Linked DNA regions of Homo sapiens: region 2 is linked to region 1. Evidence: read pairs that join two places in POLR2A ChIA-PET (ENCODE). Cell type or tissue: Caco-2. All regions are shown on one strand. Each heading gives the region's core, and the rest is flanking DNA. Links, peaks and the distances in the headings are about the cores only.

Region 1 (4,397 bases), core at 72-4,071:
AAAGTACAAGAGCTTCCCATGAGGGTGTCTTTCAGTGCCTGAACTTGGTGTTTGATAGGACCAGGACATGTGGAAGCTTCTGGAAGGCCTGTCCTGTTGCACTCACTCCCTCTGCACTTCCTGGGCACTGTCTGGGGTCTCTGTGCCTGTGTCCCTGTGGACTGAGAGCTGGGCTGAGGAGGCTGTTTCCTGACAATGCTTAGGATGCCTCAGTCTCCAAGGAGAGGCTCTTCCTGAGCTTGTAGCTCAAAGATTATCTTGCTACCTGGCACTTGAGCATGGGGGGACCGACTTTGCTTCCATCCTCCCAGGCAGGTTGCCCGACCTTCCTTTGTGCCACCACAGAACTCCACATTCATCCCTAATTTGGATGTGAAAACTGCCCAGCAGGGGAATGAGCCGCCCCAGGCTGAGGGCCTTGTGATTTATCTCTGTGTTCCCAGTGCCTAAAGCAGGACCAGGCACAAAAGGGGCTCAAGTTGGTGTTGATGTGAAAGAGCCCATGAATTCATGCTTGTCCTATGAGCCAAGCCCAGGAGTTTGGTGCTGGAGTTACGTGGCCCACTGGGCCGTGTTTTCCTGTGCCTTGGGGGCTGCGTATCGAAGCCCTTGCACTTCTGGGGAGAATATCCTTCTAAGGCCATTCTCAAAGTTGAGTGCCCTCTGCAGGGGGTGTGGTGGGGGAGGCAGCGGTGGAGAAAATGAACCGGGGACCCTCCCTATCTTATCCCTCTCTTAGACACTCAAAATGCCCCTGGCATATTTTAGGGCTCTAAGAATTCACGAAAGTCTGCTAAACATTATTTCAGTTAGTATTTCCCATATTAATTGACCATATAGAACTGTTTAAAAAATAGACCTCTTGGCTGGGCACGGTGACTCACACCTGGTGGCCCCCAGCACTTTGGGAGGCCGAGGCGGGCAGATCACCTGAGCTCAGGAGTTCCTGACCAGCCTGGCCAACGTGGCAAGACCCCGTCTCTACTAAAAACACAAGAATTAGCCAGGCATGGTGGGACACGCCTGTAGTCCCAGCTACTCGGGAGGCTGAGGCAGGAGAATTGCTTGAACCTGGGAGGTGGAGATTGCAGTGAGCCGAGATCATGCCACTGCACTCCAACCTGGGTGACAGAGCAAGACTCTGTCTCCAAAAAAATAAAAATAAAACACCTCTTATCCCTGGAAGCAGCTCCCATGGAAGAGTAGGAAGCGATGTCATGATCTCACCTAAGAGGACGTTGAATTTGGACCTGGTTTGCGTCCCGCCTCTGAGGCTCCCCATACCTTCTGACCATTGGCATGTACGGTACCTTCTCAGCAACATGTGGATAATATTAGGAAGTAGAAACAACACTTGGGAATTCTAGCACAATGCCTAGAACACAGTAATCATGTCATATGCTACATACCAGCAGGGAACAGAGCTGCAGAAAATGCTAAAACTGATTTGATAAAAGAGGCTTTTTTTTTTAACCAGTTGTATGAAGGCCTTCAGACTGGCTGTCTGCACCTCTAAATACCTGTCATCTAGATTAGGATTTTAATATCATCTATTTAAAAAATATTAATATGCCCACTGTTTGCTTTTCTATTATTGACTCAAGCATCAGAGCCAATTAAGAAAGGGTTCCAGACAACAGGCCCCAGCACACTCAAAAAGTAAACAACACATTCTTCTGAAATGCCATACTTTGCACTGAGCTCAGAAGAGTCCTGCAGTGAAATGTTAAAGAGTCTGATAACAGTTTGTGAGACAAACACAGACAGGGCGGAGCATGCAAATCAGGACATCCATTTTTTCCCATTAGGGAGATGAGATTTTAATCTGTTTTCAAAATGATGGAGAAATGTTTGAACTTCTACACAGAAGTAACCCTTTCCCCAGAAAAGGAGAGGGTTTTCTGCAAAATGCCACCAAAAATTATAAGCAATTCCTATTTCAAATAGTATCTGTAGAGATTTGATTTGCATCCTAAATAGGGATTTGCAGATTAGCTATTTATAGCATTCCATACACAGAATGCCAACTGATTTTAATACCACTCCTGGGCTTTTGTAATAGGAGATGAAAGGGGAAAAAACAACTTTCCGAAACGTACAGCTTTATTTTTTCCCATTTATTTAATATTTGGAAAGATCAGCTGTATATTGCAAAAGTGGTTATTTTGTTTGAGATTAGCTTTCTTTCAGAAGTTAAATCAATTTTACTTCTGTTGTATTCAACTGCCGTGATTTAGCTGGAACATGGAAACACAGAAAATGAAGGCGGGGAACATGCCTTCATTTGGCATCAGGCTTGGACAGAAGAGAGAGAATTTCCCATTTCCTATTGAAAGAACATCTGCATCAACATTTTCTAAACAACACTGAGCATTACATTAAAATGATATCTTCGATGTATTGTTTCTACTTGGAGAAATTACACAGGCTACAAAAGAGTCACTTCTCCGGATGAATGACATAATAGGGACACAGGCAATCATATCATTGTGATGACTTTTAGAATCTGTAATTTGCACCCCTCTTGTTGGTGCCCTAATGATACTGCCATGAACTTATGTAACAGCATGAAGAATTCTGGATGTTAAAAATTAAGTCTCATATTTGTTCTTATATCCAATTTAACCTGAATTAAATGTATGCTTTGGGAGAAATTGTAGTTGGAGCAGTTTTAGGTTGCTTGGGTGCATCTGAAAAGTCACGACATACCATAGAAATAAAACAGCTTCATTTTGTTTAGTAAGCACTTACTAAATGTCTGCTCAGCAAAGGTATAAGGCAATGGAAGTATGAGAATGAATTTGTAATTACAGTAAAATGACCAGACAGCCAATTTCCTCAAAAATTAAGGAACGGCCGGGGGTGGTGGCTCATGCCTCTAATCCTAACACTTAAGAGGCTGAGGCAGGCAGATCGCTTGAGTCCAGGAGTTCAAGACCAGCCCTAGCAATATGTGAATCCCTGTCTCTACAAAAAATTAGCTGGACAAGATGGTGTATTCCTGCAGTCTCAGCTACTCAGGAGGCTGAGGTAGGAGGGTTTGAGCCCAGGAGACAGAGTTTGCAGTGAGCTGAGATCACACCACTGCACTCCAGCCTGGGCAACAGAGTGAAACCCTATCTCAAAAACAGCAAAAATAAAACAGAAACAGAAAAGAGAAAGAAAGGAGTTTCATATATAACAGTTTGGTGATAGTGTCTCCATTTTCATAACTTTTATGTGAACTAATCGTTTTCCCTACAATTACTCTGTGAAGAAGTTCATGTACTATAACTCCCATTTTATGAGTGAAGAGACAGAGATTTAAATTTCAAGGTGTCCTATGGTTAATCACTTTCTTCAGGATGAAGACCACAGCCACGTATCCTGTCTTTTTGTTCAGTGCTTTAACTTTATTCAACGGTAATAGCTTATGAAATGAAAGAGATGAAAATATCTTACCATTCATCAAGTGGACGAGGATGATGTTTAAGGAAATGTAATAGACCATCACTGAAATACAAAACTCTTTCTGTCAGTATCTTTATTCTCTAAACACTGGCTAATATTGCAGAGCCTGGAGGCAAGTTTATGTCTTTCTTTTAAAGATGCTTATCAAAGTATAAAGCATTATTTGAAATCAATTGAAAGGAGATTTTTTTCTGAAGGCAGTGTCTGGCTAGTCTTGAAAAAGAGAAGACATTTTCTGAGAATCCCACTGGGAAAGACAGAATCTTTATAGAGGCAGAAAAATAAAGGTCTGTAGACAACCAGAGCTGACATGAATGGAACAGTTTAGAAAAGACACACAACATCCCGACGGGAGGCCGCGTTCCTGGAAAGCTAGACTATCACACAGCTGGCAGGTGGAAAATAAACCCTTAGACATCTCATGCCTGTATCAGGGAGTCTGTCAGGGGGGTGGTGCCCTAAGATGTCGTGGGCACAGGTGCTGTCAAATATTTTGAAGTAACCGGGTGTGGTGGCTCACACCTGTAATCCCAGCACTTTGGGAGGCTGAGGTGGAAGGATCACTTGAGCCTAGGAGTTTGAGACCAGCCTGGGCAACATAGTGTGACCTTGTCTCTACAAAAAAATTTAAAATTTAGCCAGGCATCGTGGCATCCACCCCTAGTCCCAGCCACTTGGGAGGCTGAGGCTGGAGGATCACTTGAGCCCTGGAGGTTGAGGTTGCAGTGAGCTGTGATTGCACCACTGAACTCCAGCCATGGCAACATAGCAAGACCATGTCTCAGAAAAACAAAAAAAAAAGAAAAAAAATAAAAACCAAACAAACAAAAAAGTGATATTCCAGGGTTTTCCTAAAGTGCTCCCAAGGTTCCCTGGCTCAGACCAACACCTGTTCAGAAGTCCTCCTGCCCGTCCTGAACTGCTCCAGTAATCCCTCATTCAGAGGA
Region 2 (4,397 bases), core at 203-4,202, 340 kb after region 1:
GACCTGCAGCAGTTTCCTTCACTCTGTGAGCCATGCATGCAAATGAGGGGTGCAGGAGAGGAATGCAGACCTGGGGCCCACCCGCATTCAAGTGCAATTGATGGGGCCATTGCAGGTCACCCTGATCTGCCCAGTGCCCCTAGCTGCTGCTGGTAGACTTGTAGGATCCTATAATTTAGGCTTCTCATTAATTCAGATGAACCGTGACTTTGGTGTGCCCTTCTCCATTCCAGTTATGTGGAAGAAATTTCATCTCTTGGTCTTTTATGCATTTTAAGATTTGATAGCAACGCTAGTGGCTCATGCCTGTAATCCAGCACTTTGGGAGGCCGAGGTGGGCAGATCACAAGGTCAGGAGATCGAGACCATCCTGGCCAACATGGTGAAACACTGTCTCTACTAAAAATACAAAAAAAAAAAAAATTAGCTGGCGTGGTGGCACGTACCTGTAATCTCAGCTACTCAGGAGGCTGAGGCAGGAGAATCGCTTGAACCAGGGAGTCGGAGATTGCAGTGAGCTGAGATCGCACCACTGCATTGCAGCCTGGTGACAGAGTGAGACTCCATCTCAAAAAAAAAAAAAAAAAAAAAAGACTTGATAGCAACCCTTTAGAGGTTGACATGAGAAATAAATGAATTAGTATTTAAAAGACCATAGAATGCATGGTCCATAGTAAGCAAGTAAAAGTCTATTCACTGCCTATACAACAGCCACGTTTCTCTCCATTTCCCAGCCCACTGAGCCTTAGGTGAGGACATGTGACAATTTCTGGCCAATGTGCTGTGAATGCAAGTGACATGTGCTACTTGTGGGCTGAACCCAAGGGGAATTTTAAGATGAGTCTGGGTTTACTCTGCACATTTGACCCCTGTTTGACCAGTGTCTTCAAGGCCTTCTGCTCTGGAGGGTGGAACAAAACACTTGAGGGATGGAGCTGGGCCCTCCTCTGCATGTTGCAAAGGTAGAATGTGTGAAAAAAAGTCTTGATTCTGTTGAGCCTCTAGGGTTTAAGGATCATGTGATAGCACGGAATCATCTCTCGTATCAAGAAATAAACATACTATCTCGTGAGCTTGCAGTCTATCTACAAGACTGAGACAGGGCAAACATTTTCTTAAGAAACAAAAAGGTAAAATAACATCTACAAACCTTGCAGCTTTCTACAAATTCTCCTCCCTTGGAATTCTTTGCCTTCCTCCTTTCTCTATGTCCTTACACAACACGAAGGAGTGAACTGTCCTGTAACACACATTCATGATGAAGGCATGGGCTCCTAGAGATCGGGGTTTCTCCCTGCCTTGGTCCATCCTGTTTGACCTGGGACAGTCTATGCAAATTATCTGCACTTCCAGATTCTCACCTGGGCATAGAGAGGAAGAAAGCTGCTGTCTCAGTGTTGGAAAATTAAGCAGAGGAGCACAGGGGCACCATGGTGCCTGAAATGTGCCATTGGTGTTAGCTATAATGAGATGATGAGTAAGCAGATCCGCTAACCCAAAATTGGCAAGCATGAGCCCCAGGCAATGGTGCAGGTGTGGAGTCAAATTTGCCCCCTAGGACATTCCTGTTACTGTTACTCAGGGACATTCGTGGATGGACAGAGTCTCAACAGGGGCTTTAGTTGTAGAACTTTTTGTGTTTGCCAGTGTGTATGCTTTTGACTCTTATTAGGGAAAGCTGGTGAAAGCAAGAGACTGTTTAATTATCTACTTTGTAATTCACTGTGGTACTAGCAGTGTCTTGCCTAAGGAAGGCTTTACATTTTCTTTAGGCAGCAAATGCAGAATTAGTTCGTAAGCAAAAGGTATTTTTTAAAAAATTCAATACAGGGTTTGTGATTTTCCTTCATGACTTGATATAATCCACCTGCTTGTCCCTTAAGAAGGGCAAGGTGAGAGAGCCAGCAGGTCTAACTGGCTTTGCCTGCCTCTCAATGAATATTATTTCTGGCTGTGCACAGAGAGGAATTTCAAGGTTTATGGGTGTGCTGAGAAAAATGGCAGAAATTTGCCTGCTGGGAAGCAAGAACTCAACAAGGCCCTAGATGTCCTAGGGCAGGCAGTGCAGCTGAAGTCCGGGGGCGAGGAAAGGCTTGAGTCTTGCTGATAAACCAGCTCCTCGTGTTTTAGTGGGCGAGGTCTGCTCATTTGTAAGAAGAGAGTGGCTGGACTTGTTGCTAAAATAAAGGCTATCACTATCCAAAAAAACCTTCTTTTTTTCGCTCCTGAAACTAGAAGAGTGATGGGGCATGACATTTTTTCAGCTGGTCAAAGGGTTATGTGGGTGAGTTACAGTCAAAGTGTATGCAAAACAGGTGTCAACATGAAGTGAGCTAGAAGTTCAGGCCCTTACTTCCAATTAGTTTATAATTGCAGAACAATTTAAAGCAGTGTATTCCTTAACTTCCAAAAGCCACTGAAATCAGTGGTGAAAATGTGTGTCCATCACTGAGTTGGTAGCAGAGAAACTGAGGAAAAGTAAAACCAGGGTGGAAGCTGTCCTTCTCCTCTTCGGTGCCCAGAATCAGAACTCTCCATTATCTGAAATTGGCTTCATTTGTTGAGGAAGCCACTACTCCATTTCTAGATAATCCTAGAGGTCTTTTATTTTTATTTATTTCAGTTATTAATTATGATTATTATTGATGAAAGATTATGCTTCTCTTTTCAATTTTGCACTCTAGATTTCTATACCTTTTTTCTTTTTTAAATCTTTTTTCTCTTCTTGGACCTCTTTTTCTTCTGTATAGCTGTTCTTTCTGGTGTATTTCTTCAACATAAGTTCCAAACATTCTCTTATCTGTTTTATATCATGTTTTTAATTCCTAAGTGCTATTTTTTGGTCTCTGGATATTTCATTTGTATGTAATATAATGCCCATATTCTTGCTTCACAGATGCAATACTTTTTTTATCCCCAAGTATATTAATAATTTTCCTTTGCTTATACTCTTGAAATTTTCTTCTCCTTGCATAATCCTATTTCTTTCAAGTGATTTTCCTTTGCTATTGTTTGCAATTTTGTTTTTGTTTTGGATTCAGTTACTTTCATGTTAGAGTCTTTTCTCAGTTATTAGGTGATTCCTTGTTTTCTGACCATAATTAAATAAATAATTAGCTAAATATTTCCTCACATCCAGGCTTGGATTCTGTTTCTCTGGGTCAGTAGTTACTGTCATACATCTGCTTTGCAGCTTTTAAAAGTGTACTGACAGAATTAGAAAAAAAAATCTTAAAATTCATATGCACTCAAAAAAGAGGCTGAATAGCCAAAGCAACCCTAAGCAAAAAGACCAAAGCTGGAGACATTATATGACCTGACTTTAAATTATACTACAAGGCTATAGTAACTAAAACAGTGTGGCACTGTTATAAAAATAGACACATGGATCAGTGAAACAGAACAGAGAAGCAAGAATGAAGCCACATACCCAACTGATCTTCAACAAAGTCAACAAAAATGTACATTGGGGAAATGACATCCTATTCAATAAATGGTGTAGGGAAAATTAGATAGCCACATGCAGATGAATGAAAGTAGACTCAGACCTCCCATCATATACATAAATTAACTCAAGATAAATTAAAGACTTAAATATCAGTCCTCAAACTACAAAAGTCCCAGGAGACAACCCAGAAAAAACTATTCTGAACATTGGCCTAGGCAAAGAATTTATGACCATGTCTTCAAAAGCAAATACAACAAAACAAAAATAGACAAATAGGACTTAATTAAACTAACCACAGCAAAATAATAGTAATAATAATAATAATAATAATAATAATCAATAGCTAAAACGTAAACCTGCAAAATGAAGAAACATATTTGCAAACTATACATCCAACAAAGGTCTAATCTAATCTCCAGAATTTACAAGGAACTCAACTCCACAAGAAAAAAAGCAAATAACCTAATTAAAAATTGGGCAAAGAATATGAACAGACATTTTTCAAAAGAAGGCATTCATGTAATCAATAAACCTATGAAAAAAAGCTCAACATCACTAATCATCAGAGAAATTCATATTAAAACCAAAAATGTGACACCATCTTACACCAGTTATAAGGGCTATTCTTAAAAATTTCTAAAACCAATGTTGGCAAGAATGTGGAGCAAACAAACCCTTATACACCATTGGTGGGAATGTAAATTAGAATAACCTCTAAGGGAAACAGCATGGAGATTTCTCAAAGAATTAAAAGTAGAACTACATTCATTCCAGCGACTTTACTCCTGGGTATCTACCAAAGGGAAAGAAATCGTTATATCAAAAAGAGAGCTGCCCTCATGTGTTTATTGCAGCACTATTCACAATAGCAAAGATAGGAAATTGACTTAACTGTCCACCATTGGATAACTGGATAAAGAAAATGTGGTGTATATATACCATGGAATAC

The links. Peaks named below come from ENCODE experiments on the same cell type or tissue, not always from the same donor. Only the 100,000 strongest peaks of a DNase experiment are listed, where the experiment ranks them.
Region 2: POLR2A ChIA-PET joins it to region 1 with 11 read pairs; 1 of 35 experiments calls an interaction of 5 or more read pairs at or near these places.

What each region holds. Positions count from the first base shown.
Region 1 is chr10:3,829,474-3,833,870 of GRCh38, forward strand. No RefSeq gene overlaps it. Among named protein-coding and RNA genes, the nearest start is that of LINC02639, 2.3 kb to the right of the region's middle. RefSeq lists enhancers at 1-525, 526-1,114. In Caco-2, for the core only: no CTCF peak of the experiment used is centred there; a DNase peak (open chromatin) is centred at 1,709.
Region 2 is chr10:4,168,862-4,173,258 of GRCh38, forward strand. All of the region lies in intron 3 of LOC105376368 (a long non-coding RNA gene), which reads left to right. Among named protein-coding and RNA genes, the nearest start is that of LINC00702, 73 kb to the right of the region's middle. In Caco-2, for the core only: no CTCF peak of the experiment used is centred there; a DNase peak (open chromatin) is centred at 2,067.